Linked DNA regions of Homo sapiens: all the other regions are linked to region 3. Evidence: read pairs that join two places in POLR2A ChIA-PET (ENCODE). Cell type or tissue: CD4-positive, alpha-beta T cell. All regions are shown on one strand. Links, peaks and the distances in the headings refer to the core of each region. The heading gives the core; the rest is flanking DNA.

The links. Peaks named below come from ENCODE experiments on the same cell type or tissue, not always from the same donor. Only the 100,000 strongest peaks of a DNase experiment are listed, where the experiment ranks them.
Region 1: POLR2A ChIA-PET joins it to region 3 with 5 read pairs; 7 of 35 experiments call an interaction of 5 or more read pairs at or near these places.
Region 2: POLR2A ChIA-PET joins it to region 3 with 5 read pairs; 2 of 35 experiments call an interaction of 5 or more read pairs at or near these places.

The regions. Positions count from the first base shown.
Region 1 is chr6:15,230,902-15,241,494 of GRCh38, forward strand. No RefSeq gene overlaps it. Among named protein-coding and RNA genes, the nearest start is that of JARID2-DT, 9.2 kb to the right of the region's middle. RefSeq lists enhancers at 7,926-8,426, 8,427-8,927. In CD4-positive, alpha-beta T cell, for the core only: no CTCF peak of the experiment used is centred there; no DNase peak of the experiment used is centred there.
Region 2 is chr6:14,270,928-14,281,520 of GRCh38, forward strand. LINC01108 (long intergenic non-protein coding RNA 1108) reads right to left here. Exons shown (of 2, transcript NR_108097.1): 2 at 9,200-10,593. Among named protein-coding and RNA genes, the nearest start is that of LINC01108, 9.2 kb to the right of the region's middle. RefSeq lists enhancers at 1-753, 44-188, 2,024-2,937 and a cis regulatory region at 111-121. In CD4-positive, alpha-beta T cell, for the core only: no CTCF peak of the experiment used is centred there; a DNase peak (open chromatin) is centred at 6,274; H3K4me3 peaks cover 888 bases; H3K27ac peaks cover 679 bases.
Region 3 is chr6:15,294,779-15,305,371 of GRCh38, forward strand. The region is part of intron 1 of JARID2 (jumonji and AT-rich interaction domain containing 2); the gene reads left to right. Among named protein-coding and RNA genes, the nearest start is that of JARID2-AS1, 51 kb to the left of the region's middle. RefSeq lists enhancers at 2,083-2,172, 2,203-2,252. In CD4-positive, alpha-beta T cell, for the core only: no CTCF peak of the experiment used is centred there; a DNase peak (open chromatin) is centred at 4,923.

The DNA.
Region 1 (10,593 bases), core at 2,913-5,412, 65 kb before region 3:
GCCACCATGCCCAGATAACTTTTACATTTTTTGTAGAGATGGGGTCTTGCTATGTTGCCCAGGCTGGTCTCAAGCTCCTGAGCTCAAGTGATCCTCTAACCTCGGCCTCTCAAAGTGTTGGCATTTCAGGTGTGAGCCATTTCGCCTAGCTGATGTGGTGACTTAAACAACAAAAATTTATTTCCTCACAGTTTTGGAAGCTGTAAGTCTGAGATCAAGGTGTCAGAAGGATTGGTTTCTCTTAGAGCCTGTCCCTTTCACTAAAGCTGGCTGTCTTCTTCCTGTGTCCTTATAAGCTCTTCCCTCTTCGTGTCTATGTCTTAATCTCTCTCTCTTTTTTTTTTTTTTTTTTTTGAGGCGGAGTCTCCCTCTGTCTCCCAGCATGGAGTGCAGTGGTGCAATCTCGGCTCACCATAACCTCCATCTCCCGGGTTCAAGTGATTCTCCTGCCTCAGCCTCCCGAGTAGCTGGGACTACAGGCATGCTCCACTATGCCCAGCTAATTTTTGTATTTGTATTTTTAGTAGAGACGGTGTTTCACTATATTGGCCAGGCTGGTCTTGAACTCCTGACCACGTGATCCGCCCGCCTCGGCCTCCCAAAGTGCTGGAATTATAGGCTTGAGCCACCGCGCCCGGCCTTTTTTTTTTTTTTGGACACAGGGTCTCACTGTCACAGCAAAGCTGGAGTGTAGTGGTGTGATCATGGCTCACTACAGCCTTGCACTTCTGGGCTCAAGCGATCCTTCCACCTCAGCCTCCCAAGTAGCTGGGATTACAGGCGTGTGCCAACTGTAATGTAGAGTTAATTTTTTATTTTGAGACAGAGTTTTGCTCTTGTTGCCCAGGCTGGAGTGCAAGGGCACAATCTCCGCTCACAGCAACCTCCACCTCCCGGGTTCAAGCAATTCTCCTGCCTCAGCACCTGCTGCCTTACAGGCACCTGCTGCCACATCTGGCTAATTTTGTATTTTTAGTAGAGACAGCGTTTCTCTATGTTGATCAGGCTGGTCTTGAACTCCTGAGCTCAGGCAATCCACCCGCCTCAGCCTCCCAAAGTGCTGGGATTATAGGCATGAGCCACCGCGCCCGGCCATGTGGGGCTAATTTTTAATTTTTTTGTACAGATTGGGGTCTCACTATTTGCCTAGGTTGGTCTCAAACTGCTGGGCTCAAGCGATCCTCCCCAGTCTGCCTCCCAAAGCATTGAGATTAGAGATGTGAGCCACCGCACTCAATCGACTCCTCTTATAAGGACACCAGTCATCTCAGGTTGAAGCTCACCCATATGACCTCATTTTAACTTAATTACCTCTTTACAGACTCTATTTCCAAAGTCAGTCATATTCTGAGGTACTGGGGACTATGACTTCAACATACGAATTTTTGGGGGGAACAATTCAATCCAACAGCAGAAGACAGGTATCATTTGTCAGCTGAATATATCTATCCTCATCTTGAATTTTAGATTCACATTTTGTATTGAAAATGTTTGAAAAGCTGGGCATGGTGGCTCAGGTCTGCCATCCTCCAACTTTGGGATGCCAACGTGAGAGGACTGTTTGAGCCCAGGAGTTCGAGACCAGCCTGGACAATATAGCAAGACCTGTTTCTACAAAAAATAATTTTTTTTTTTTTTGAGACAGAGTCTTACTATGTCACCCAGGCTGGAGTGGAGTGGCGTGATCTCAGTTCACTGATACCTCCGCCTCCTGGGTTCAAGGGATTCTCTTGCCTCAGCCTCCCGAGTAGCTGGGACTACAGGTGCATGCCACCATGCCCAGCTAATTTTTTGTATCTTTAGGAGAGGCAGGGTTTCACCATGTTAGCCAGGATCGTCTCCATCTCCTGACCTCGTGATCTGCCCACCTAGGCCTCCTAAAGCGCTGGGATTACAGGCGTGAGCCACTGTGCCTGGCCAACAAGTTTTTGTTTTTTTAGGGTCTGTTGCTGAGGCTGGATTCGAACTCTTGGGCTCAAGGGACCCTCTGGTGCAACCTCCTGAATAGCTAGAACTACGGGTGTATGCTGCCATGCCTGGCTAACATAAAAGTATTTTATATCCGCTTTGGATAGTTCACACAAAGAGTTCTGGCTGGAAAGCCAAATAGAGATATTTTAAATGCCACTTGTTAACCATTTTCACTTCCTCAATAATTGCAACTCCTTGCTGGTAGCTGGCCTATTTGAAAGGGTACCTCAGATGCAGAGAATGATTTTTGAACAAAATGGTAAATGGCAGTATCACATGTCAATTTATGTATTTATGTATGTATGTATTTATTTTTTGAGACAGGGTCTTGCTCTGTCATCCAGGCTGGAGTGTAATGGCATGATTGTGGCTCACTGCAGCCTTGACTTTCTAGGCTCAGGTGATCCTTCCACCTTAGCTCCGTGAATAGCTGGGACTATAGGCATGAGCCACCAAGCCTGCTTAATTTATTTTTTTTGAGATGTAGTCTCACTCTGTTGCCCAGGCTGGAGTGCAGTGCTGCATGATGTCGGTTCACTGCAACCTCCGCCTCCCAGGTTCAAGCAATTCTCTGCCTCAGCCTCTGGAGTAGCTGGGATTACAGGTGCCCGCCACCATGCCCAGCTAATTTTTATATTTTTAGTAGAGATGGGGTTTCACCATCTTGGCCAGGCTGGTCTTGAACTCCTGACCTCATGATCCACCCACCTCAGCACCCCATAGTGCTGGGATTACAGGCATGAGCCACTGCACCTGGACTTTTTTTTTTTTTTTTTTTTTTAAGACATGGGGCCTCACTACATTGCCCAGGCTGGTTTTTTTTGTTTGTTTGTTTGTTTTTTTTTTTTTTTTTTTTTTTGAGACAGAATTTTGCTCTTGTTGCCCAGGCTGGAGTGCAGTGGCGCGATCTCAGCTCACCGCAACCTCCGCCTCCTGGATTCTATCAATTCTCCTACCTCAGCCTCCGGAGTAGCTGGGATTACAGGCATGCGCCACCACACCCAGCTAATTTTGTATTTTCAGTAGAGACGGGGTTTCTCCATGTTGGTCAGGCTGCTCTAGAACTCCTGACCTCAGGTGATCTGCCTGCCTCAGACTCCCAAAGTGCTGGGATTACAGGTGTGAGCCACTGCGCCCGGCACCCAGGCTGGTCTTGAACTCCGGGTTTCAAGTGATTCTCCCACCTTGGCCTCCCAAAGTGCTGGGATTATAGGCATGAGCCACCTGGTCTGGCCCATTTACTTATTTAACAAGCATTTATCTCCTATGGGACAGGTACTTTGCTGGGTAAGTGGGGAGATGTAGAGTAGAAGTAATGTGAATATGACCCTTACATCTGAGGCCTGGGAAAATCTGGGACAGTCCCAGGCATACTGACATGACTTGCGAAATCTCCAATCTCCAAGGATCTGCTCTATAGTAACTTCCAAAAATGTGGCTCCTTCCTTCTGGTTTTTCTTGCCTTCTAGGATAAGAGAATTCCAGGTTACCTGTTTTGGGTCAAAGGATGCTTTGGAGATACAAACTCTATCAACTGGGCCCCTGGTCTCACCTTCAAAAATATCAATTCAAACACTCAGAGTGCCAAAAGCATAACTGTGACCAATGTGTGTCCTATTTATATCTGTCTGTCTGGCTGTCTCTTTTGAGGTTTCTTTTTTTGTTTTTTTAGAGCTAGGGTCTTGCTCTGTTGCCCAGGCTGGAGTGCAGTGGTGCGATCATAGCTCACTGCAACCTCAAAGTTCTGGACTCAACTGATCAGTCCTCCTGCCTCAGCTCCCAAGTAGCTGTGACTATTGTGCCTTTGTGCCTGGCTAAGTTTAATACTTTTTTTTTTTTTTTGAGATGGAGGTTTTTGTTTTTTGTTTTTTGTTTTGTCTGTTGCCCAGGCTAGAGTACAATGGTATGTTCTCAGCTCACTGCAACATCTGCCTTCTGGGTTCAAGTGATTCTGCTGCCTCAGCCTTCCAGGTAGCTGGGACTAAAGGTGTGTACCACCACACCCGACTGATTTTTGTTTTTTTGTGTGTGTTTTTTTTTTTTTTTTGAGACGGAGTCTCACTCTGTCATCCAGGCTGGAGTGCAGTGGCACAATCACGGGCTCACTTCAACCTCTGCCTCGCGGGTCCAAGTGATTCTCCTGCCTCAGCCTCCCGAGCAGCGGGGGTTACAGGCACCCGCCACCACACCCGGCTAATTTTTTTTTTGTATTTTTAGTAGAGATGGGGTTTCACCGTGTTAGCCAGGATGGTCTCGATCTCCTGACCTCACGATCCGCCCGCCTCAGCCTCCGAAAGTGCTGGGATTACGTGAGCCACAGCGCACGTCCAAATTTTTGTGTTTTTAGTAGAGACGAAGTTTCGCCATGTTGGCCAGGCTGGTCTCGAACTCTTGACCTCAGGTGATATGCCTGCCTTGGCCTTCCAAAATGCTGGGACTGCAGGCATGAGCCACCGTGCCAGGCTGTAAATGTTTTGAATATAGTCATTATTTGGGGAAAAATTTGGAAACTGTTTTTCCCCTACTCACATACCACCACAATAATCATCAACACAGAAGTTTTCTGGGACCAAATGAATGGAGGTTTTCCCTATACACCAAGAAGCAGACACCAGCTGAGAGTCCTTTGATTCAATTCCAACACTATCCACCTGGGGATAGCCTCAGATCCCACAGGTTGAAGGCTCAGTCCCCAAGACTCATCCCCAACACCATTTGTAAGTCCGGGCCTGTGGAACTTCTGACCAACCAGCTTTGAGTTGGGTGGGGTTCCCATGACGCTCTCTTGGGTTTGATTAATTTGCTAGAGGGGCTCACAGAACTCGGGGAAACAATTACTTACATTTACTAGCTTATTATAAAGGATACTACAAAGGATGCAGATGAAGAAATGTGTGGGGCAAGGCATGGCGGAGAGGGTGGAGCATCCGTGCACTCCCCAGTGTGCCACTCTCCAGGAACCTCCACTTGGTCAGCTATATGGAAGCTCCCTGAACCCAGTCCTCTTGTTTTGTTTTGTTTTTTAAATTTTCTGAGATAAGGTCTCCTCTCTCTGTCCCCCAGGCTGGAGTTCAGTGACACTATCACAGTGCACTGCAGCCTTGACCTTCTGAGTTCAAGTGATCCTCCTACCTCAGCCTCCCAAGTAGCTGGTACTACAGGTACTCGCCACCACACCTAGCTAATTTCTTTTTTTTTTTGAGAGTGACTTTCGCTCTGTCACCCAGGCTGGAGTGCAATGGCACAATCTCCGCTCCCTGCAACCTGTGTCCCCCAGGTTCAAGTGATTCTCCTGCCTCAGCTTCCTGAGTAGCTGGGATTATAGTGCCAGCCACCATGCCTGGCTAATTTTTGTATTTTTATTTTTAGTAGAGATGGGGTTTCATCGTGTTGGCCAGGCTGGTCTTGAACTCCTGACCTCAGGTGATCTACCTTCCTCGGCTTCCCAAAGTGTTATGATTACAGGCATAAGCCACTGCTCCCGGACTAATTTTTTTTTTTTTTTTTTGAGAGACTGGGTCTTGCTCTGTTGCCCGGGCTAGTTTCAAACTCCTGGCCTCAAGCGATCCTCCCGCCTAGGTCTACCGGAGTGTTGAGATTATAGGTGTAAGCCACTTTGCCAGGACCCTCTTGGATTTTTATGGAAGCTTCATGAATCCAGCATTCCTTCCCCTAGGGTATATATGGTGGACCCTTTAAGACCCAGAATCCGAAAGATGAGGGGTGGGGGAAGCCCTGGCGAGGTGGCTCATGCCAGTAATCCTAGCATTTCGGGAGGCCAAGGCCGGAGGATTGCTTGAACTCAGGAGTTTCAGGCCACAGGGAGCTATGATTACACAACTACACTCCAGCCTGGGCAACTGAGTGAGACCTTGTCTCAAAAAAGTAAAAAGAAAAAAGAAAAGCAGATTAGTGTCTTGCACTGGGGCAGGTGAAAGAAGGGCAGGAGAAGCCGGGCACGGTGGTTCACACCTGTAATCCCAGCACTTCGGGAGGCTGAGGCGGGCGGATCACCTGAGGTCGAGAGTTCGAGAGTTCGAGACCAGGCTGACCAAAATGGAGAAACCCCGTCTCTACTAAAAATACAAAATTAGCCGGGCATGGTAGCACATGGCTGTAATCCAGCTACTTGGGAAGCTGAGGCAGGAGAATCGGTTGAACCCAGGAGGCGGAGGTTGTGGTGAGCCAAGATTTGGAGCCATTGCGCTCTAGCCTGGGCAACAAGAGTGAAACTCCATCTCAAAAAAAAAAAAAAAAAATAGGCAGGAGAAAGTCAGAGAGCAACTGTTTCCTGAGGCCTGTCCCTGAGACCTAGCAAGCCCAACATTATAACAAGAGATTATAACAAAGGCTATGGGAATAGGCCTGGCGAGGTGGCTGAGACCTGTAATCCTAGCACTTTGGGAGGCCAAGGCCAGTGAATCCCTTGAGCTCGAGCTCAGGAGTTCAAGACCAGGCTGGCCAACATGTAGAAACCTTATCTCTACAAAAAATACAAAAAGTAGCTGGGTGTGATGGCGCACACCTCTAGTCCCAGCTACTTGGGAGGCTGAGGTAGGAGGATCACTTGAGCCTTGGGGGGTGGAGACTAATACACACATAAAATAATATCACACACATAAAATAATATCACAGTCATAATCTATTAGATTTGGAAGAGTGTTAGAGTCCATCTAGGTCAATCCCCTTTTTTCACAAATGAAGAAAATGAGGCATAGTGACATCACAAAAAGCTGAGATGAAACCTCAAGTGTCTAGATTTCCAGTATAATCTTCCCAGTAGCCATATTGTATTAAATAACCACATTGATTTTATAGTTTTCCTCTTTGTATTTGTTTAGAATCATAAATGCCTAAAGTTTTCTAGGTAACATACACTGTTTGAGAACCCTCAATTTCGTAATCGTGTACACATGGACACATAAAAACACTGTCTTTTTTTTTTTTTTTCTTTTTTTGAGACGGAGTTTCGCTCTTGTTGCCCAGGCTGGAGCGCAACGGCACGATCTCGGCTCACCAAAACCTCTGCCTCCCGGGTTCAAGCTGTCCTCCTGCCTCAGCTTCCCAAGTAGCTGGGATTACAGGCATGCGCCAACACGTCCGGCTAATTTTGTATTTTTAAGTAGAGACGGGGTTTCTCCATGTTGGTCAGGTTGGTCTCGAACTCCTGACCTCAGATGATCTGCCTGCTTCGGCCTCCCAAAGTGCTAGGATTATAAGCATAAGCCACCGAGGCTGGCCAAAACACTTTTTTTTTTTGAGACGGAGTCTCACTCTGTTGCCCAGGCTGGAGTGCAGTGGTGTGATCTCAGCTCACTGCAACCTCAGTCTCCTGGGTTCAAGAGATTCTCCTGCCTCAGCCTCCTGAGTAGCTGGGATTACAGGCACATGCCGCCACATCCAGCTACTTTTTGTATTTTTAGTAGAGACGGGGTTTCACCACGTTGGCCAGGATGGTCTCAATCTCCTAACCTCGTGATCCACCCGCCTCGGCCTCCCAAAGTATTGGGATTACAGGCATGAGCCATCGTGCCTGGCCAAAATATTTTTTTTTTAAAATGAATGTTTGACAATTGAGAGAAAGACCAAAAGCAGGAAATTAATAATCCACTAAGTTTCAGTCACAATGTAACTGCCAATGTTTGAATCTTTTCTGTTTCACTCTATGTGTCTGTGTGTAGGATCGGAAAGGGAGATGGCACTGGGTTTCTGTAAGGTGTGAGTGAATCTTGGGTTTTGGAAACACTGAGATTTCAGAAAACAGAATATAAATTGTAGATGTCCCAATTTGGCAAGAGATAAGCTCTGTTTTTGTTTAGAAAATTCTATAGATTCATAGATAAGAAACTATGGGCAAAAGTGTTTGATACGTAGATCAACCAGTATTTAGGCAGGGATCATGTCTGTGAAAACCTTGAAGTGTGCAAGGTGGGGTAAATGAGAGAGTAGCTCTAGACTGAGCTGGACTGGTCTATCATCCAATGAATCTCTAGGATTCTGATGGTGAAAAGGTTATTTTCTCCTTTCCTGCTCACTTCTGTGGCCCTGACAGAGGGAAGAACTAGTAGCTTCTGTGGTAGACTATATATATATATATATATATATTTTTTTTTTTTTTTTTTCTTTTTTGCTCCCTGGAGTGTTTGTCTCCCTCCCCTTTGGATAACAAAATCTGCTCTACCCGCCATGTCCATGGTGGGAAAGGAGTTTTCTTTTTTGTTTTTTGAAACAGTCTCGTTCTGTTGCCCAGGCTGGAGTGCAGTGGCGGGATCTCGGCTCCATGCAACCTCTGTCTCCTGGGCTAAGCGATCCTCCCACCTCAGCCTCCTCAGTAACTGGGATTACAGGCACGTGCCACCATGCCAGGCTAATTTTTGTATTTTTAGTAGAGAGGGGTTTTGCCCTGTTGACCAGGCTGGTGTCGAACTCCTGGGCTCAAGTGATCCGCCCGCCTCGGCCTCCCAAAGTGTTGGGATTACAGGCATGAGCCACTGTGCCTGGCCGCAAAGGAGTTTTCTTTGGCGCTATCATCTCTGCTGGTTGGAGAGGATGACAGAAGAAGGAAATGCTGAGATGAATGGAGAGAAAAAGAGAATGAAGGAATGAAGGAAGGACGATGACATCCTTTGTAGCCCTGAAACTCGGACTCTGGGTTTCCAGATAGGTGAGCCAAGCCCCTCTTCCTTTTTTTCCATAAGCCATTTTCATCTGGGCTCCATTCACCTGCAACTGAAGGCATCCTGATTCATACAGCTCCTCCCCCTTTCCCTGCCTACTCACAGGATCCCTGTAATCCCTATACCTCAGTTTCCTCATACTGATCCCCTGTGGATTAGTTGATCACTGATAAAGTTGATTTTTCCCACCAAACACAGAGTGCAGTATTATTATAAACAGTAACGTCTATTCTTAGGAACTGCAGGTTTCCCGTCTTGGCTGCTTTACCAGAGTTTCTGAATCAGGGCCAGCTCTCTTTCAATAACACAAGACAATCTAAGCAGAATAGTAATGATAGTCCAAAATTTTTACACAATCCAAAGTACCAGCGACTTTCAGTGACTTGTATAAACAAGGTCCACAGACGACCAGTAGGGTTGAAAGCATCATTTTATTGTATTTGGTTTGTGCTGTGGCATTTTATTGAGGCTTGACAAATAAGACTGTAATTTGGGGACAGGAAGCACTGAATAACAAAAAGAACTAATGTCTCCTTGACATCACTCACTCTTAAGAGGGCTGTTTACATCTGAGTTTACCTCCTAGTGTGTTTTAAAATACTCTTGCAAATCTCAGTTGGCTCGAAATAGCTGTTCTATGTTCTTTCAATGGAAGCCCCCACCTTCTGAGTACACTGGTTCATAGTTATTTATAAACCTGATGTCACTCAAATATTATTTTTACATCCCTCTCCTTACTCCCTCACATATGAAGATAGACCTATATAAAATTAGAAACTTCACATAAGGTATTCAGTCACTTAGGTAGGAATTATTGTCAGTCAGCAATCATTTATGAAGCATAAATTCATCATATTGGGTGAAGCATGTCTGTAAAACTGTTCCGTGGTAACCAGCTCTTTCTTCTTCTTTTTTTTTCCTTGGTGTTCTGAGGCAATTTAGGAAAAGCAATGAGGGCTGGGGGCTGGACTTAAAAGGTCTGTTTTTTTAAATTTTTTTATTTTTCGAGACAGAGTCTCGCTCTGTTGCCCAGGTTGGATGGAGTGCATGATCTCGGCTCACTGCAACCTCCACCTCCCAGGTTCAAGCGATTCTCCTGCCTGAGCCTCCTGAGTAGCTGGGATTACAGGCGTGCACCACTATACCCAGCTAATTTTTTGTATTTTTAGTAGAGACGGGGTCTCACCGTCTTGGCCAGGCTGGTCTCGAACTCCTGACTGCATGATCTGCCCGCCTCTGCCTCCCAAAGTGCTGGGATTACAGGTGTGAGCCACCACACCCGGCCCAGCTCTTTCTTTCTTTCTTTTTTGAGACAGAGTTTTGCTCTTGTTGCCCAGGCTGGAGTGCAATGGCAGGATCTCGGCTCACCGCAACCTCCACCTCCCGGATTCAAGCGATTCTCGTGCCTCAGCCTCCAGAGTAGCTGGGATTACAGGCATGTGCCACCACGCCCAGCTAATTTTGTATTTTTAGTAGAGACAGGGTTTCTCCATGTTGGTCAAGCTGGTCTGGAACTCCCAACCTTAGGTGATCCACCCACCTCGGCCTCCCAAATTGCTGGGATTACAGGCGTGAACCACCGTGCCTGGCCAGGTCCAGCTCTTTCTTAAAAAAAGATTTCTGTGATCAAATTAGTTTGTAAAACTACATGCCCCTTTGGGGATTTCTAAAAACCCTACAGTAAAGTAATCGAGTTATCTTTATTATAAGGTAGCAGTCTGCAAATTTATTTCATCGAAGAATTATTTTCTTTTCAGTCCCACCTAGTAACATTTCATGGAATCATATGTCTTGAATCCCATTTTGGAAAACCAGGGAGGTGGCCTGCACTGGGTATGTGGAGCCGAGAGTCCTGAGTTTGACCCTTGGCTCATCCACTCAACTGGTTGTATGACTTTGAGCAAATCACAACCTCTTAATATTTCATTTTCACATTTGAAGAGTG
Region 2 (10,593 bases), core at 4,784-7,283, 1.0 Mb before region 3:
GGTCAACGCAAAGCCTGATGTTGGTTCTCTCCCCTGCAGAGCGCCAAGCTGCCCCACCTCTCTAGGTAATCTTTCCCTTTCCAGCTCTCCTGTGGCTGGGTGTGGCTGAGCTGACACAGCATCTGGGTTTTTTTTCCAGACTGCACCCTTGGTAAGGTTCCAGTCTGGCTTATGGTGACGCTATTTCCTTTAGGGCCTGTCATCGCTTGTGGCTTTGCCTCTCAGCCCTCCAGTGGGTGACGTGCTGCCTTTGGTGCCAAGCAGTCACTCATTTGGAGAAGCCCAAGGCAGGATGGCATGCACTGGCATTCCCACACTAGCCACACTGGGCGGTAGGTGCTTTGGAGTGCGGTGTCTCAGTGGGTTCCACCCAAGCTCCATCAGCTCACAGCAGCTGCCTGGAGAGCTGACTCACACCCGTCCTCCACATCCTCCCTGATCAGAAGGACCCGGACTAGCTTTTTTTTTTTTTTTTTTTTGGCTTTAAGGAAGTGCCTTTGAATTTCAAAGGTGCCGGCCTCCTGACCAAGTGGAAGAAAGTCAATCCCCTCTGCAGCTGGTCTTCCTGCTGCTCTCCTTGCCTGGTAAATTTGGAACTAGGGCTTTTGGGACAGCCTAGTCATAACACTGCCAACCACTCATTCTTGTGATTGGACTGTGGGGTCCGGTCACAGTGTGATTAAATGGATGTAGTAATTGGAGTACAGCAGATACTCAACAAGAGGAGAGGCCAGGTAACCAAATCTATGCACCTCCTAGAATATTTGGATCTGGCATTTACTGAGCAGGTTTAAGAGCCTAACTCCTTTCTGTTAGAATAATAGGATGTTTCAGAGTTAAGGTCACACCCTCTGGGGTAATCTTTATCACAAAGGTTGTTGAATAATAGGCCAATTTTTCAAGTTATTCTATGCAACCTCAACCTTGAACTTAAAGGGAAGCTAGAGATTAAAACTCCTTTGCAAAGATTATGACAATGAGAAAATCTAGTGTGGCCAACTCCATCTTGCTTCTAGCCTCACAGGCTGTTGGTCTTCATTCGTTCATGGGTGTAGGCCAAGCTAAACATGAAAGGAATTTAGCTTATAGTTTATCTTTGAAGCAAGAATGATAATAGTCCTTCCCAAAAACTAACCTTCTCCTTGCTAAGGGACTAAACCACCTTTGAAAAACTAATAAAAGTTTAAAAGATTATGGTTATGGGAGGGGCCTGAACTCTGCTAAAATGTAGGTACAGTTAAACAATAACCCGCCATTGTTCCTAGCTTGCTTTTCTATAATTCCTCACTGCTCAGGAATTATGTGGTCAGAGATTACAAGATTTGTGACTTCCCCAATTGCTCCTATAGATAACATCACTATTGTATAACCTAAGATTGGCCTTTGGAGATAGTTTTCAGACTTTTGCATTCTGGCGACTTACTTCACCTGGACCCATGACTCATGACTCAACCAGTCTTGTGGCCTCCACCAAGATGCTGACTCAGGACAGGAGGACCATTTTCCATACTCCTGTGAATTCATCCCCAACCAATTAGCAGCCCCCATTCCCTAGCCCCCTGCCTAACAAACAATCTATAAAATCCATAGCCTCTGAGTTCTGAGGGAGGCTGATTTGAGTAGTAATATCTCCTGTCCTCCTGCTCGGCTAGCCCTGCAATTATTAACCCTTTCTCTACTGCAATACCACTGTCTCAATGAATTGGTTTTATCAGTGCAGCAGGCAAAAAGAACACATCAGGTGATGCCACTAGAAACTGGCACTAAGCTGGATTTGGGTTCTTTAATTTTGTTTCCTGCTTAATAGGTTATAAGGATCATTCCAAGTCATGGATAGAGTCATCCAGGATGGGTGTATTGATGCCACTGTTAAGCCAGTGGGCAGCTGTGATAGAGGGAGCAGAGTCAGTAGACCTGGAAGTTTGCCACTAATGAGGCTTGGCTGCTAGGAAGGTTGTAATGGCTCTGCACTTGAGCTTGCCCATCTCTAACATGGCAGTGACAAGGCTTCCTTCTCAGGGAGGTGACCTCAGGCCTAGCATGGCCCACTGGACCCTACGCTCCTTGAGAACAGGGGTCTCCCTTGTTCTTTGTTACATCCTCAATGCCAGGCATGATAAGGGCTTGATGAAGCTTTGTCCATTGGATCTTTCTGGGTTTGCCAGCCTTCCTCGTCTACACCACAGCCACGGTCTCGTATCGACAGGATCTGGATTGAGATTTGCGTTTGGATCATTCCAATCTATCCCACATCTCCACCTATTGTGGGAATAGCTCTATTTCCAAAGACCAATCTACTTTTCCACGAGGCCACACCCGTGCAGTATGTAAGTCGGAAGCAGAAATGAAAAGGGGAAGAAAGTTGAAATACTAAAAGTGGGAGGAGAGAGGGAGAGTGTGGGAGCAAGGCCGGGACCCACCCCAAAAGAGATTGGAATACATGTGCAGCTTTAGTTCATGGCCTGCCAAATACCTCGTGCTGTGCCTCTGAATGGAAAATGGGGTAGAACAATGAGCTGGAATTAACATCGCCTTTGAAAAGCAACTGCTGACAGCAGGCGTTCTGCATATGCCAAGTATTGCCTTCAGACCAGAGAAGCCTTTTCTGGCCCACATGAGCCCCGTGACAGCCTGCAGAAGGCAACACACCCTAGATCCCTAGATGGCTGTGACCTCCAGCCCTCTGTGCCCTGAGCATTTCTGTAGAAAATGTGTGTATTTAAAAAGGCCATGTATGTTTCTAGAAGGAAGGTGAAAACAAGATAGGTATTTGAGGAATTATATATCGATCGGGTACACATTTTGTGGCCTGGTTTAGCAAAGATGTATTACAGGTCTCAATCAAATTGCTCAGATAGACGAATGAGAAATTTCTGATTTGATATTATTTAGGAGTCAAGCCTGCCATTGCTGAGATTGTGGTACTTAAGGGAAAAGTGCCCTTTTACATATTCTTGACATGTTCTTGATTTTGGTTAATGGTATTATTCTCCAGTTTTGAGCCAGAAAAATCTGGAGCCACCCATAACTCCAGGCTGTCAGTCACTTGCCACTCTCACCCACTTGGTCCCCTAACCCTGTCTGCTTCCTTCCCAGTCACGTTACACCTCTGTATCTTCATTGCTGCCTCACTGGTGTTGATGATTGAACTGACTGCTCCTGTCTTCTAGAATTTTCTTGGTTCAGTTTCTTAAGAATGGCAGAGCAGACTTTATTCAAGGGGAGCCATGGCGATAGGGTATGGGGACCACAGCAATGGGGTCTTGCGGTGGGGGAGAGAGATCGGACTCCACTTCAACTCTAGCGAGGACAAGTGGGGATTTATAACCAGGGAGCTGAGTGGGGTCAGGGGTGGAAAATGACTAAGAGAAAACATCAAGGATGAGGGGTTTCTGGCTAAACTGACTTGATCAGTTACTGCAAAAGGCAGGTCGGGGTGATAAGGCATTAAGGGTGGTAAGGCACCAAAGAGGGGATTTTTGCTAAAGTGAGCAGAATTCTTGCTCAGACTGGATTCTATGAGGACACAGAAGGAAGCCCAAGTTCAGGCCCCATCAAGCAGAGGACTTGGAGGAGCCTAGATAAAGTTTTGGTCAAAGGAAAAGAGTCTGTTAAGTTCAACCTCTGATTCTGCCAGATTTGGCTTTCTTTCAGAAAGTCCAACTAAACCATTTCCGTTGCACAACCTCCATTGTATGCCACTTTACACAGGGAAAAACGGGAGTAACGTGTTTAACCAGCAAGACAAGGCAGAGTGCAGTGGCGGAGCCCACGCTGGGGTGCGTGTCTCAACAACTGGCCTGGGTACTGCTTTGAGCCTCAGTGATGAGTCACTTTATTCATTCATTTATATGGCAAATTGTATGAAGCACCTGTGACGTGCAGGCAGTGTTCCAGGCACTGGAGATGCGTCCTGGTCCTCTTGCAAGTTATTTTGCTGTGGACCAGCCTCTATGAGAATCAGGCACATAGGCAGAGGTATCCAGGGTCAGGGGCCTTCTAGGAAAGGCTGATCGCAGAGCTAAGGCAAGAAGCTCGCTGAGGTCAGCCCACGTGGTGTCAGGAGTGGAGGCGGAGAGGCCCCAGCTGCAGAAACACAGGCACCTCCTTGCTTGTTGAGGTTTGTTTTAGGAGCTGTCAGGGAAGAAGGGAGGGAAATGGGGCACTAAAAATACCCACGGATGTTTCCAGAAACCTCTGATGTCTGGGCTCCCACTGTGGATAGCCTGCCAGATGGCTGTGTCTCCCTCAGAGCTGTGAAACCCACCAGTGTCAAGGTTGGATCAAAGGCGCTTTATGGCAACCGGTCAAAGAATCAACCAGAACAGCTTGGCGTGTAGGCAATCTGCCCAGGCCTGACCAGCCATGCCCCTCATGAAGAGGCCACATTGCCATTAGATATCCAAATTATAAGTGACTTCCAGATGCAACCCCAGTGAGCATCCTCTTCTGACTGTCCTCTGTTGCCACCCTTGGGGCTCTGCTTCCAGCTCTTTCAGCTCTATGTGGAGATTGGCAGCCCCCAGTGTGCTCTTGGGCCTGGAGGGACTCTACACAGCTCCACACTCGGGCTCCCTTGTTCATCCCAGCAGCGGCGAGCTTGGCAAAGCCAGGAAGTCTGGGATGAGGCCCAGGAGTGTCTCCCTCAGCCTGCACGCAGCAGCTGATAGGAAACCACAGCTGCCAGCAGCAGCGGCTGCAGAATGCTTGTGAGGGGCACCCTGCTCATAGCCATGGCTCCTGGGACAGGACGGAGCATGAGCCTCCAGCAGAGGTGGGTGGGGGTGAAGGCGAGGAGGCAATAATGCCTGCCCCTGATGCGCAGGGACGCAGGTGCCAGGCTGTGCTGGGGAGCTGTTCTAGAAGCCTAGCCTGGACTGGAAGGGCCCTGCCTGTGGGGGTTAGGGCAGGATCAGAGGAGTTGGGCAGGCAGAACTTTCTCCTGGGGAAGCACAAGTCAGAGGCGGTGGATGGGTGTCTTAGATAGGTCCTTCTGAATGCAGACACTGAGGCAAGACTTCAAGCACAAATCATTTATTTAGGAGGTTAGGCCAGGAAGCATGGATGGGGGAAGGGAGACAGATAAGGGAGGGAAGCAAGGGGGCTTATTAAGCCATTTGCCACAGTGGGCACCTGGAGCTTGATCCCACAGGGAGCTCCCGGAGACACTTTAGAACATGCCTTGGATTTAATCCATCTACGGGACGAGGAAGCTGGGCATTATCCAACAGTTCCTTGCTCATGATTGCTTGAGGCAGGCTTTCTGGGCAGTGACCTGGCACTCTGGATTCCCTGCAGGTGGACCTAGAAGGTTCCCCAAACCAGGCAAAAAGCAGAATGCCAGGGTTGGCAGTGAGCAGCCTCAGACATCGAGGGAAGTGTGGAGGGGATATGGGCTGAGTGCCAAGGCATCTTTATTAGGGAGTCTTGGCAAATAAGAGAACCTAAACATGGTGCTGCTGGGAGGTCAGGCCAGAGAGGGAGCCCAAAGAAGGTGAAGTGGTGGGCAGAGAATGAAGGAATTCCTGGAATTGAGAGATGACAGTTACCTCCCTTTTTAATGGAGTGCCTGAGCCTCTGCTGTGGAGGGGAGAAGATGCCACCTGCCACGGTGATTTGCTGGTCACTCTGGTCTCAAGGGGAAGCAGGACTATTTTCAGGTGGGCCATGCCTTTCCTCCTACCCCTTCCTAAGCACTTTTAGGAGTATCTGGAGTATGGAATAGGCCCTTTAACCCACAGAGCTGTGAATGACTTTTAATTAACAGGAAATGCTGTGGCACATAGCACATATAGCAGACATTGAATCTGTCTCTAATTAGAGACATTTTGAGGTTCTGAACAGCTCAAGTCTGCAATTCTCATTCTCCTTACATGCAGCCACTCGTGACAGAGGGAAGGGCCAGCACTGCTCCTGAGTCCTGGGCTCCTGGCTAAGGGTCCTCCTCCTCTTCCTCCTCTTCCTCCTCTTCCTCCTCCTTCTCTTCCTCCTCTTACTCCTCCTCCTCTTTCTCTTTTTCTTGCTCTTCCTCCTCCTTGTCCTCCTCCTCCTCTTTCTCGTCCTCTTCTTTCCCTTCTCCTCCTGCTCATCTTTTTTTCAAACTGGTTGCCACCTCTAAAATTATACTTTGCTAAACAACAAAAAAACCCTTAAATATAAAAAAATAAAGTGGTGGGAGGATGTGGTTTATTTTGGTCTGCTTTAGGTTCTGGGTGCATGAGCCAGTGCTTATTTTCAGATCTGTCTATTCCTCTTTCTGTGTCTTGTGATCTCACTTAACTCATCCTGCTAGAGTCAACAGATCTCTCCGTGCACAGGAAGCCAGACTATCAAGGCAGCAAAGAGTTTTAAGGCAGCTAAGTGAACAGTTTTGGTTTTTTAAGTGGAAAATTCTTTAAACGTGATGCTACATTTTACTTTTGATAGGTGACTAAAACAAATCCAGGAGATGGGAAATTCCATACCTGGTATTTCCTGAGGCCTGCCTAGCAATGGATCTGACCATTCTCTTTCCACCTGTGTGCTATCTTCCCGCTCTGAGCTGCCATCATCTCCATTGCTGTGATCACTGTCATAGCCTCCCTCCTCCACTTTGCCTCCCTGCAGTCTGCTCTCAACACAGCAGCCTGGGTGACCTGTGAGAACATGCCAGGTCAACTTTCTGCTCTGCTCAGAATTCCCCCACAGTTTCATGGATTGCAGAGGCTGCTCAGTGGGCTGTCCCACCCCATCTCTCTGGCCTCCCTCCTACTCTTCCCTGCTCTCACTCACTCACTCCCACCTCTCCTGCTGACCAGTCCCTTTGCTACATGCCTCAGGACCTTTGCACTTGCCGTCACTCTCTCTCTCTAGAATGTTCTTCTCTTGTTCTCTAGGTGGCTTATTCCTTCAGGTTCTTGTTGACTTGCTGCCTTCTCACTGAAGTTTTCTCCAATTTTTCTATTCAAAAGTGGACACTAAACCACCTTTCCTATTGCCATCTTGCTTTGTTTTCCTCCATAGCCCTGTGTACTATCTAATATAGTATACATTTTCTTCTTACTCATTTTGTTTACTGTCCATCTCTCAGTGAATGTGGCCTATTGAGAACAGGCATTTTATCTGAGTTTTCACTGCCTTATGTCCAGCACAGAACAGTGCCTGGCACATAGTCAATGTCCAAAAACACTTGTTGAATGAATCCGTGGCAGGCTTCAGGGTGGTAGGACAGGAAAGAGAAACACCTACTGGGCTTCCCTTAACCCAGAGGTTGCAGTCGGGAAGCCCACAGAGACATTTGCTTTAGCTTGCACGGTGTTTTTCAAAGACTCAAGTTAGTCATCAGTGCTGAAGAATACGGTGACTACATCTCAAAAGAAATAATAATAATATGGTGACTTCACACAACACCCAGATAACTGGCATAGCTTGAAAAATATAGAAAAATCAGAAGTGCCCCTTGCATATGGCAATACTGAGCAGTAGCCACTCGCCAAACCACTTTGATGGGCACCCTCTCCTGTTTCACTCACTACCCAGCCCCTGGTGGGCAGGTGAGTTCGAAGAAGGGGAGGAGGAGATGGAGGGAGAGGTAGGGGGCAAAAGACGGGGAGGAGGAGAGGGAGAGGAAGGTGGGGGCAGGAACCAGTGCAGCCCCCAGATGCTGCTTTGCCAGCGAGGGGAAAGTGCCCCTTGCATTTAGCTGCCCAGGTTCCCACTGGCAGCTGCTCACAGCGTCCTGGTCCCTCTGATCTTTGAGCTGTAAAGCCCTTTGTCACATCCAGGCTCCCTAGCAACAGCAGCCATACAGGCATGTGGTCAAGAATGGATGGGCACAAATGCAGCTTAGGAGAGGAAAGAAAATGTATCTGTTGTTAAAGTGCATACAATTCTCTACACACGTTAGAAGTTTCAAGCGGCTTTACAACATCAGTTTTGCTAAATCCGGCAATCCTATAGTGTCATTGGCTGAGTATTCCTGAGCACGTCTTACACATGCCAACCAGGGTGCTCACTGAACAGAACTAATTAAAGAAGAATAAAAAAAGATAAGGAGACATATTTAAGCTTCAACTTCTGAGTTATTATAATTAACAAGCAATAAGAAAAATGATATTACTTGTTCCTCATCTTGTATTTGTTACATCCTTTTATTCTAGGCACCTTCCCCACCTCCTGCATGGTTTTGCCTTTGAAGGAGCTTGGGCAGAAGTGCTAAGTCAACAGCCTCTGTTAGTAGATTTAGAAATAAGAAAAGAGGCCAGGTGCAGTAGCACAGGCCTGTAATCAGCACTTTGGGAGGCCAAGACAGGTGGATCACTTGAGGGCAGCAGTTTGAGACCAGGCTGGCCAAAATGGTGAAACCCTGTCTCTACTAAAAATACAAAACAAATTAGCTGGGCGTGGTGGCGCACACCTGTAGTCCCAGCAACTCGGGAGGCTGAGGCACAAGAATTGCTTGAACCTGGGAGACAGAGGTTGCAGTGAGCCAAGATCCCACCACTGCATTCCAGCCGGGGTGACAGAGCGAGACTCCATCTCAAAAAACAAAACAAAACAAAAAACCAAAAAAACCAAAACCAAAAACAAAACAAAACAAAAAAACCCCAAAAAACAAAGAAATAACAAAAGGCCTGTCAATTAGTTGAATTATCTATAAAATATTTCTTTTGCCTTATATGTCTGCAACATTGAAAAGATACAGATGTAACCTATTAACAGATGCAGGTTGCTATAAAATTACGTTTCTTTAAAATTTAAAATGCACACCTCCCTCCCATGTCCCCATCTGTCACGATCAACAGTTCTGATTTAAAACCTACACTTTGAAATTCGACTGCTTCGAATTATGAGAACCACGAATTTAGGTAATTGATTTCTTCTCTCAGATTATTCAGTGTATACCCTGGAAATATGATTAATTAGGCTTGCCTGTATAACAACACATACTGATTTGAGAAAAACTAATGCTGTGTTTAGTAACCTGGACCTTTAGTTTGGTTCTGCAAAGAAATTTCTTCACACTGCTGGGTGTATTATCTTTCCCTCAGTAGAAGCTGAAATTGCATTTGCTAACTAATTGTTGGTTCACTGTTTAATGGCAGGGGAGAGACCTCAGCCGATCAGTGAGCAAGTTAGCTAAGCACCTATAATGTAACAATCACTGTTCCCTACTGTCTTAGTCTGTTTGTGCTGCTATAATGAATGACCACGACCTGGGTGGAGTAGACAACAGACATTTATTTCTCACAGTTCTGGAGGCTGAGAAGCTAGAGATCAGGGTGCCAGCATGGCTGGGTTCTGGGAAGGGATGGCTTCTATTATGTCCTCACTTGGCCTTTCACTGGTGATTGCAGGCAGAGAGGGAGCAAGGGATCTAGTGTCTCATCCTCTTGATAAGGTCACTAATCTCATTATGAGGGCCCCACCCTCATGCCCTCATCTAACCCTAATCACATCCCAAAGGCCCCACCTCCTAATACCAGCACAGTGGGGATTAGGGCTTCCACATATGGATTCTGGGGGCTACAAACATTCAGCCCCATGGCACAGGCCACAGAGAAGCAAGGATAATTGAGGACCACGAGGTCCTCTGGGACTCACGGTTCATAGAGAGACAGATAAAGAAGCAAGTACAGTGTTTGGAAAACAAACAAAAACCTACAAAGAGTTCTAGAGGATTGTAGAGGGAATGACCCTTTTCATAAGCAAAGATCAAGGGGCTGGAAGGATGTGTGACATTTAGGAAACGGTGCCCAGTCTGACTATAATGGTGGTGGCTGCTGCGCCTTCGGCCCCCTTTGCCTATGCCATTGCACAGTTGCTGCTCCGATTATGATTGTCACGCCTGGCCTCACTAACCAGTTGTCTTGGGACATGGTTCTGCCCGGCGAATGCCGCCTCTACAACCTGTGCTTTTTCCAAGGTCTTCTTGAGGAGCCAAAACAAGCTCCCCAGAGACAAGAAAAGAGCATACACTGAGGACCGCCCGCTCTCTCCTGGTGACATATCAGACTGGTGTCTGAGGAGGGTGCACTCTCCTGCCACCTGCAGGACACGGGGCCACCCTTGGGATGTGCCTGGTGCAGGAATGCTGGGGCGAAGGGGACTTCACTGGGCAGAGGGAGCCTTTGGGTATGGGAGGGTCTGGGGTAGAGGTGGTGGACCTCATCGGTCATCACAGACGTGCCCTGGGGATGCTGGCGCCACTCCAGCCGCGTGGTGGGCAGGCATCAGAGATCCATTCTAAAAAGATAAACAAGGCATGGATTTGGGAGTGTGGGAGGCAGGAAGGCCGCGTCCCGAGCCATCAAATGCAACGGCGCCTTGATGTGAAGTAGGGGAGACTGAAGGCAGAAGTGTCCCCTCTGCCTTGCTGAAAACTGGAGCTGCTGGGTGAAGACAGGGTGATTACCCACGTCTGACTTTCCTTTTTATATCTGGGGTGCCAGGGCTTAACGATCCCTCCCCCTACCCCCATTTCTCCAGGAAGCCTTGAAATCCTTTGCCAAGCAGGGCACCAGAGTTCCTGGGGCTCGTCTGCAAATTAGGTCCTCACCAGCATCCTCCTTTCATTGTGGGACCTTCTCATTTCTGCGGCATTTTCCATCACAC
Region 3 (10,593 bases), core at 3,537-6,036:
TGTGACTTTAGTGTGAGGGCCTCAACCCAAGTTTTGCATATAGTGAGTGATACAAGGGAAGGACTTTGTCTCCTGGAAGATATCTGGGAACTTGGGACAGAGCAGGCATCCTGGAGCAGAAGCTGTTTTAGGAAGAGAGTGTAATGAATTGAGATAACTTTTTCTTTTTTGGTGGATTAATAATTTCTTGAAAAAGGAAACCTATAAATCCAAATTCAAGAATTTAGATAACCTGAGAGCGATTAGAAACTGCCTAGCAAGGTCTTTGCCTGGTATAGAACCATCTTATTACTTCATGCAGACCATTTGTGTGACCAGATGTGTCATTTCTTTTTTTTTTCTTTCTTTTTTTTTTTTTTTTGAGACGGAGTCTTGCTCTGTCGCCCAGGCTGGAGTGCAGTGACGCCATCTTGGCTCACTGCAAGCTCCGCTTCCTGGGTTCACGCCATTCTCCTGCCTCAGCCTCCCAAGTAGCTGGGACTACAGGCGCCCGCCAACACGCCCGGCTAATTTTTTGTATTTTTAGTAGAGACGGGATTTCACCGTGTTAGCCAGGATGGTCTTGATCTCCTGACCTCGTGATCCGCCTGCCTCAGCCTCTGAAAGTGCTGGGATTACAGACGTGAGCCACTGCTCCTGTCATTTCTAATAGTAATTAGAAGTTAATTTATATAGGTAATAAGATTTGTGGAGTAAAGCATTTTAGGGCCATTTCAACGGAAAACAGTGGTTCAGCATTGGCATAGGTGCTCTGTGATGTAATGGAAAGAATACTGCATTTATTGTTGGAAGTCTTGATTGGAAGGAGATTGCTGTATGATGAAGACCGGTTTCAGAAATACATGTTTCAATACTGAATAGGCCCTTTGCCACTTAGGGTTATTTATTTATTTATTTATTTTTGAGACGGAGTCTCGCTCTGTCACCTAAGCTGCAGTAGAGTGGCACAACCTCGGTTTACTGCAACCTCTGCCTCCTGAGTTCAAGTGATTCTTCTGCCTCAGCCTTCTAAGTAGCTGGGACTACAGGTGTGCGCCACCATGCACAGCTAAGTTTTGTATTTTAGTAGAGATGGGGCATCACCATATTGGCCAGGCTGGTCTCGAACTCCTGACCTCATGATCCACCCTCCTTGGCCTCCCAATGTGCGGGGATTACAGGCCTGAGCCACTGTGCCTGGCAGGGTTTTATACTTAAAAACCATTTTATACCTCACGCAGAGAAAGACCAAGGACTACACCTGTCCAGCCATTTCGTAAGGCTAGACTCTCGTGCACAAAAGTATTTCGGTAATTTTTTCAACCTCCTTTATTTTGTGATCTTGCTTCTTCTCAACCCAGAAAAGATGTTTCCCTTTAAAAATAGTCAAAATCAAACACCAGTGCCTTGGTCAGTAACATTTTTTACTTCTTTGAAGTAAATGCTATTGTTTTTTTATTCTTGGCATAATTCCTAGCCTAAGTTGCTGCACTTGGGCATTTGTAGCGTGCATTCTAATAGAATCATTTTGGGAGTATTTGAACGTTGTGCTAGAGAAGACTGCAGCAGCAAATCAATATAACACGATATTCTCTGCATCTCTCAGAGCTCCTGGTGGCATTTATCTTCCTTCATACTTTTTTATTTGTTCTTACTTAGTTTGTGGTTATGTTTTACGAGTGGTTTTTTAATGAAAAGTTGCAAAACCTAGTACAAAGATTTTCCCAAATGTTAACCATAGCATATTTGTGTGACAGTATTCTCTCTCCCTTATCCCTCCCCATCATCCTCCCCGCAACACATAGTTTTTATAATTCTGAACCATTTGAGAATATGTTGCAAATATAATATCCCCTTATCACCAAATACTTCAGTGTCTATTTCCTAAAATTAAGGATATTTTGTTCCCAAGCCATAGTTAACAATGAGGACACTAATACTGGGAGGCCTTAAAGCTGCTACCCGTGTCCCTGTAACATGTCCCCATCGTCCTCTGAGCTCTTACTTCCTGACAGACACATTAAGGTGTTGTAGGCTCATCTTGGGTGTTCCCAGCCCCCTGTCTTGATCACTTTATGGTTTTTGATGCTGTTGTAAAGGTTTTGTTTCTTAAATTTCATTTTCCATTTTGGTTTCCACTGCAGTATTCATAGCACCTCAGGGCTGGCCCTGTGGCCTTATCTTGGCTTCCTGCTTACATCCTGTGACTGTCTCCATCCTCAGAGTGTCCCCTCCTAGTTTGAGTAACTGCAGTGAATCTGAGAAGTCCTGCAGTCTTTCCAGTCTGTCCTTGTCATCTAAAACATCTCCATAGGTGTCGTGACAACCAGATGTTTGTAGGTATTTCTTTTTAGTTGTCATTCATTGACTGCTTATCTGGTTATTATTATTTTTTAAATTATAATTTTTTTGAGAAGGAGTCTCACTCTGTTGCCCAGGCTGGAGTGCAGTGGTGTGATCTTGGCTCACTGCAACTACCACCTCCTGGGTTCGAGCAGTTCTCTGCCTCAGCCTCCCGAGTAGCTGGGATTATAGGCGCCGCCACCACGCCTGGCTAGTTTTTGTATTTTTTAGTAGAGACGGGGTTTTATCGTCTTGGCCAGGCTGGTCTTGAACTCCTGACCTCATGATCTACCCGCCTCGGCCTGGGATTACAAGCATGAGCCACCGCCCGGCCTGGTTGTGTTTTTATAAGTCAGGGTCCTTTCCCAGACCTCCACATACAGCACTCTTTTTTTTTTTTTTAAACTAAAAGTGTTTTTTTGTATGGATGGGATCTCGCTGTGTTACCCAGGCTAGTCTTGAACTCCTGGCCTCAAGCAGTCCTCCTGCCTCAGCCTCCCAAAGCACTGGGATTTACAGGCATGAGCCACCGTGCTTGGCCAGCAACTAGCTTGTTAAGGATGTTTGGCCCCTACTCAGTGGGGTTGGTAAGCTCACCTCATCCTTTCCTTTACAGGATCTGTGGCAAATCCTAGCCCCCTTTGAATCCTTTTCAGACTTCGTTTCCCACAACACTCCTGTCAGAGTTAGCAGGAGAGTGGAAACAAGTACTAGATTATTTAGTAGACCCTAGATTTTCTCTACAAATGTAAAATGTTATTTTTACTGTTGAAAATCAGCATATGTGTAGTACAGAAAATTTAGGAAGTGGAAAAAGAAAAAAAAAAAGACTGGGAAACTACAACATTCTTAATGCCCTCTTATATTTATTCAATGAAATCTATGCACAAGTAGATCTAAGACAATTGAGTCAGGTTTAAAATGTAGTATGTTTTCCTTTCCTCTTCTTAGGAGCTCTTTAGCAGAAACATAGTAGCCAAGACATTTTAGGGAGCTTACCCAACTTTTTCTTGATATGTAGCAATAGAAAATGGTGTAATCAGAATGCAGTCAAAATTGCATTTGAATTGTAGTTTAAGTCATTTCTTTTTATTTGATTAATTTGCTTTATTAAGTATCTTCTGGATTCCGCTCTCCTATGCTTGCAAAATAGTAAAAGAGAACAAATTAGAAAGAGAAGAAAATATTTTCGCGAGAAATGACTGCTAGTTTTCATTAGCAGTTGTTAGTGCAATGACAGTTCTGATAAGGTTCCCAAGAGCACTCATTGCTACAGTGAGAACTCAGAATTCCATGGGTATCTTTTCGGGCTCGGTGGTTCACGCCTGTAATCCCAGCACTTTGGGAGGCAGAGGCGGATGGATTATCTGAGGTCAGGAGACCAGCCTGGCCAACATGGTGAAACCCCGCCTCTAGGAAAAATACAAAAATTAGCTGGGTGTGGTGGTGCATGCCTCTAGTCCCAGCTACCCGGGAGGCTGAGGCAGGAGAATTGCTTGAACCCAGGAGGCAGAGGTTGCAGTGAGCTGAGATCATGCCACTGCATTCCAGCCTGGGCAACAGAGTGAGACTCCATCTCAAAAAAAAAAAAAAAGAAAAAATTTCCTTGAGTTTCTTATGTTTTGTTAACTTTCTGTTATTTGTACGGTTGAAACCTCAGAGGATTAGGATAATTGCCTTTTCCAGTTTCCCTGAGCTGCTGAAAATAAACTTTCATATTTTTACTCTCCATACTCAGTATAGTTTACATCTTTAAAAGTGAACATTTATACATGTATTACTTACAAAAACACTCCCTTCTCTCAGTAAAGACCCAAATCAATCCACTAGCAAACTAGAACAAGAGAAGTTAGTGCTGGGTATCCTTAAATGTGTTCTGAGAATGATTTTATTTGCGGGGGTGGGGGGCGGGTGGAGCAGAGAGGATGCTTTGGTGGTGAAATAATTTTGGGGTGCTTGGGTTCTAAGAGGATCATGGTGTACACGAACACATCTGAAGGAAAGAAACCTGGCTATCTGTACCCGACATTTGTCAAACTTCACTGACCCGTGAGCCTTAATTTTGAATACAACCCCTTGGACATAGGGTTCTCTGGAGCCTCCTTTGAGAAGGACCAAAGTCTTGTAAAGAACGTTGAGTGTAGTTTTTGTCCCTGCTGCCACCACCTAATTTGTAAGGATGAGGGCATCAGTAGGTAGCTTGTAATCTTCATTGGGTTCTCAAATTTTAGGTGTGTGTACAACAGAGGTGTGTTTGGTAGAGGAAGGGATGACTGGGATCATGAGTTAAGGTCTTGCATACTGAGGTGGTGGGGCAGTTTCAGAGGGAACCAAAACATTTGTTGAGTCCCAGCTTTTCATCAGGACTCCTGTGCTTTGTGTCAGAAATAGATGCCATCCCTTTTTCTGTAGGAAGGAATTTATAGTTTGGAGAAGGTAGAGTTGGATTTGGAACCTCAGTTGGCCTGCGTTGAGAACTGCTGGTTTCCTGCTCAGTTAGGCCAGTTAGGGGGAAATAAGAAGACTGCCAAAACCTGTGGCTTGTGTCTCAGTTCCCTTTCTCCAGCCACTGCACCAGAGTTTGGGCGCCACACAGATGGTTCTCAGTGGCAGTTCGCAGAGCGGTCCTCATTTGGCCGGAAGCTACTCAGGCAGCCTCTGTTTCCTCACTTCAGCGGGGTGGGCTTGGGTGTGGGTGAAAGAGATAAGATATTTAGCAGTGAGTCATTTTTTTCTGGTAGTTTGACCTGGTTGCTTTGAGGATGATTGCTTCATCCTTTCTCGTACTTTACCCACTGTCCCTTAGGAAAATGGGGGTCCTGTCCGGCCAGTGTTGTTGGTATCTCAGGCCCTGTGGATGTGGGATTCTGCATATCTCTTGAACTGCCTGTTTCCTCCCAACCTCCAAAAGGTTATAATGTCCCCATTCTTCTATGAGTGACCAACATGGAATGCCATGTATGCTCAAAATATGATTTCTCATTGGCCCAGTGTTTGTAAGAAGAAACCTCTGATTTAGGGTGTGCTTCTTTATCTCCTGCATTTGGGGTTGGGATAGGCAGAAATCTGTTGGAAAAATTTTCCGCAGTGAAGGTTGGATGGGTGTTCTGTCCTGTTTTTAATTCTTTGACCACAGGACCTTTTCTCTTGTAAACACTTAAAAACCTCTAAGGCTAATGAGCAAAGCCTGGTGTGATGTATATTTTAAGGAAAGGTGTATAACAATACATGTGTACAAGGAGGGAAGCGGAGAAGGGCATGGGAGTAGAAGGGATCATTCCCCTGCAATTGGATAAGTGACATTTAAGCTGCATTCCATGTAAGCTTTTGGGCCTGGAAACCTTCCCCTCCCATCTTCCTGAGATACTGTGCTTGTTGTGAGCTCATTCAGAGTAATAAACTGTACCCGTAATTCATGAGCTTGCAAGGCCTTCTTTAACCGCTTGCAGCCAGGAGACTAATGACAACATTTAAAATTATAGATTGCTCATTTTGGAGTCTATCTGTTTCGAGTTATGAATGAAATTTCTTAGCCACTTACTGGACAGTAGAACCTGTTTGCAAAGACCCAGTGTCCTCATGTTGTGTGTGTGTGTGTGTGTGTGTGTGTGTGTGTGTGTGTGAGAGAGAGAGAGAGAGAGAGAGAGAGACAGAGAGGAGGGGTGGAGAAAGGGAGCAAGCAGTCCCCCCTTTATGTATGATTCTTAGAGGTGTTACAGGATGCAGTAACCATGAGGACTCTGGTGTTGCACAGAAGTTGAATTCTTACTTGGAAAGTTTAGGTCTGGGACGGAAGGGTGACAGAAAAAGGTTAAGGTTACCCACACTCTATCAGTGGTAGTTATCAATGAGTGACTGTTGGTAGACAGCAAGCAAATGATACTGGGGTAAGAAGGTTCTGGATATGAAAGAACTAGGTAAGATTGCAAATGTAGTCTCTCTATAAACCAGATACTCAAAAGCAAATGTTTAAAGCAGCGTATAAGTAACTGGGTTGTCCATAACTATTTCAGAAATGGCTACAATTACTCAAATCCCAGGTCTTTAAAAATTCCAAAGGAACAGCAAGGGCCACATAAAGAGGAAAATCTGCAAAATGGTAGGGTGGTACCTGAGTTAGCAAATGGGAACTTGAGCTCTTCTTTACTATAAAATTTTTTTCTTTTTTCACAGAGTGCCGAGAGTATTAGCAGACCTTTAATGCATTTGGAAGTGACACCATATTAATCATGTGGATTTCACTTTCTGTCATGAGTTCTATACATTTTGGCTTGAAATCAGTCATCAGTGTGATATTCAGAGGTTTACTACATCTCATTCATACCTTTATTTTTTTTCTAGCCCTCTCACCCGGGTTTCATCTGAGTGACTAGAAGTGGCGTTTATTTATTGACTGTGGAGGTTAACTTACACTGATGGATGATTGCAGTCCATTTTCCACTAAGCGAGTATTACATGAAATGAGTATTGTTGACCACATTTTATTTTCTCTTGTGGAATTAACTCAATAGTCTGTAAGTCCTTAAAAGTAGTTTTTGTGGGGTAAGTCTCTTCCTTTTCCCATAGTGATTTGATAGGAAGACTGAGTGAAAAACAATAGTTGTCTTGTATATTTGAAACGTGAGGAAAATTATGTGGATACTCAAGCATTAAATTCAAATCAGTAAATGGGGCTGCCCTCTTTGGTATGTTGGTAAACATGTTTTATTATTAGCTTGAGAAGGAAATGCCTGGTATAGTGACTAAGACTGTAATAGGGAAAGAGAACTACTTTTCTGGAGCAGTAAAAGTTTTGACTAATATAGATGATCAGTGTTTGTGAATTTTACGTTGGTATGTGTTTTTGGTCATTGGTAACTTAACAGAAAAGTATATGTCAAGAGAAAGAATAGTTTATAGCTCTTTGGACATAGGAGGGAAACGTGATACCTTTTCATCTTTCTGAATGAAAGATGATGATTCCTGATCTCAAGTCTTCATTTTACAGGTATTTTACCATTATTACCAACATGTTACTTGAAGAGTAATGAAGAGGCCGGGTGCAGTGGCTCATGCCTGTAATCCCAGCACTTTGGGAGGCCGAGGTGGGCAGATCACCTAAGGTCAGGAGTTCGAGACCAGCCTGGCCAACGTGCTGAAACCCCATCTCTACTAAAAATACAAAAATTAGTTGGGCGTGGTGGCGTGCGCCTGTAATCCCAGCGACTCAGGAGGCTGAGACAGGAGAATCGCCTGAACCTGGGAAGCGGAGTTGCAGTGAGCTGAGATTGCGCCACTGCACTCCATCCTGGGCGACAGAGCGAGACTCTGTCTTGGGAAAAAAAAAAGAGTAAGGAAGAGAAAGCTTTCCATTGTTGACTTAGTAGTTCAAAGCCTAATGGTGTTTTTGCCTTGATAATCAGGAAGATTTATTCCTATGCTTTATATTGATTGTGGTCACTGTACTTTCTTTTACATGTTTTCTTACTTTGCTAGATTTGTTAATTTTTACGGTGACCCACTTTTAGTTAAGTGAGAATTTCTTTCTAAATCAGGCTGTCCATTGCCTAGGATAGCCAACCTTAAGGCAAAGGATAACATATAACCTCATTTTGTATCTGTTTATTGTGATCACAGGTTATTTGGTGGTTATTTATTTTTTATTTATTTTTTGAGATGGAGTCTTGCTATGTCGCCCAGGCTGGAGTGCAATGGCGTGATCTTGGCTCACTGCAACCTCCGCCTCCTGGGTTCAAGCGATTCTTCTGCCGCAGCCTCCCAAGCAGCTGGGATTATAGGCACCTGCCACCATGCCCAGCTAATTTTTGTATTTTTTAGTAGAGACTGGGTTTCAGGTTGGTTTCGAACTCCTGACCTCAGGTGATCCACCCACCTCGGCCTCCCAAAGTGCTGGGATTATAGGCATCAGCGACTGCACCTGGCCCAGGTGGTTATTTTTCAAAGTGAGCAATGGTTATTAAGTTAAATGACACAGGATTTTGAGTAAATTCGAAGTTATGCCAGGAATTATAATCCTAATTGATAATTTATAAAGGTAGCCTACAGAATTTTAGGTCTTACTGTGACAAACTAGTAGCAACTGGTTCCTCGACCAGCTTTCTGGTGGAATGTGTGATGATGATGTAAGGCATTCATCCTATAGGTAGCGCACCTCGAACTTGAACATTCATAGGCATCACCTGGGGATCTTGTTGAAATGTTGCACATTCTGGGGTTCATTCTGTTTCAGGCAGGGCCTGAGGGTGTGCCTTTCAGATAAGCTCCCAAGTATGCTACTGCTTTGCCTTGAGTAGCAAGGCTATGGGCAGTAATCCTGCACGGGCAGTGTGGCTGGCCAGAGGCTTATTGCCTCTCATGCAAAGCCACTTAACTCCTGGCCTTCCCTCTTTGGTGGGTGCTTTTTAAGCCTTAGGGCTTCTTTAAAGTCCAACATTTTTGTTCATAGGCTTTCTATACATTTATTGGAAGCACTGTTTAATATGCTTCTCACCTCTTTGCCCAGCCAAATAATACCCAATGTGAGAAGAGTTGCTCCTCCTTTGTTATTATTTCAACAATGTGATTAAACAATTTGGGAATGCTTTGAATACTGACCTCCGCTCCCAAGGACAAAACCCAAACTCAATCACTATTAAACAAAACAAGCTTGTTGAACAAGGAAATAGAAGTTTTCAACAATTTGACAGTGGTATTTCAGGTGCAGAGGTTACTGTTTGTATTATTAGTGTAAGGTGCCTTCTTTTTAGTTCACCTGGGCGAATCCTGGCTGCAAGTTTAATAATCGGTAATCTTGAAACCAGCATTAAACCCAGGGCATAATTTAGTGGTTGGGAGCACTGGGTTGAGACCTCAACAACAGTGATAATTCGTTTAAGCTGTGTGACTCTAGGCACGTTGCTTATGTTCTCTGGGCCTCTGTTTCTTCAGCTGAGAGATAATCACAGTCTCAACCTTGGTCTGGGTTGCTGTGGGGATTAAAGGAGGTAATAAATGTCAACTGCTGTAAACAGTCCTAGAGTAAGTGCAGGTGATAGTGGCTACTCCCGCTAATAACCAGCCTTGATAACCAGCTGAGGGCGCAGGGCTCAGGAGCCTCAGGATCAGCTGCCCATCTCGCTGCGCAGCCTCAGTTGTCCCAGCCTCCTTTTGCTCCTTTTCCTCCCTCCTGGAGCTGGTGGTAGAGAATGGACATAATTTGCTGATCCCCCCCCCCCCCCCGCCCACCCACTGTAACTTGGTTAGTTAAACCTGCACTTTTTGGTAAAATCTGGAGAGGTGATAATTTATTCACTTTTTTTAGAGGACTCTAAAGCCAGAGGATTCTAAGCCTCCAGGCCACCTCTCCCAGTCCGTCCAAGTTGCAGACACCAGAGAGCAGCCAGCTCATGGTTACAGTCCTTCTCTGAAGCAGCCAGACAATCATCGGAAGGCCCTTCACAGACTCCCATATCTAGATGAGTGATGCTTTACTTTTGACCTTTGTAGCATGGCCTTTCCCCCTCTAACCCTTTAATCATCTCTTTAAAAAAATCAATCAACAAATATTTATTGAACGTTTCCTTGTAGGCTTTAAAATCCACCCATAGGCTGCTCTGTGACTCTTAAGGATTTCTGCCCTGCATCCAGAGAGAATGCAGTAGCTCTGGCCAATTTACTTAGTATCTGCTTTCTTAGATTATGAGCATTTTCTGTTTTTCCTGGGAGTCCATGGGTGTGTCCAGTGCTGGCAGGGGGCACCATCAGGTTGCAAGGTTGAGGTGGTGCATCTTATCTGCTTGGTGAGGTGCAGGGAGGGGTGGAGCAGCTGTTTCCAGCATGTGTTTCGCTCTCTTTATTGGCCCTTTCAGCTGACTGCTTTTTACAACCAGTTATGATGGAACATTTAAGACTTGTTTTGGGGTCACCACAACCAAGTTTTCTCTTCTCACTGATTGGCAGGAGGGGTGCCCACTGGGAGCCAGCACAAGTCTGGGATTTTTTGGTTGGACAGGGTTTCTTGCCTGCAGTTTCCAGCTGGTAAATGAGCCTGGGCTTGAGGAAGTTGTCAAAGGCCTTCCATCTTTTAAATCTTGGCCATGTAGCTGGTATTGTTGAAGAAAACGTGAAGAAGGATTTTAAGAAATGGCCATTGAAGATTGATGTTGGCCGGTCATCCTGCACACTGTCCCTCCTTTATGTAGCGTAATGCAGGATTTCTTATTCAGAGAGCAACTCCGCTGTGGGCCTACCCCAGGAGAAAAGGGTGCAGGGAGGGTGCTGGCTCTGGCTAAT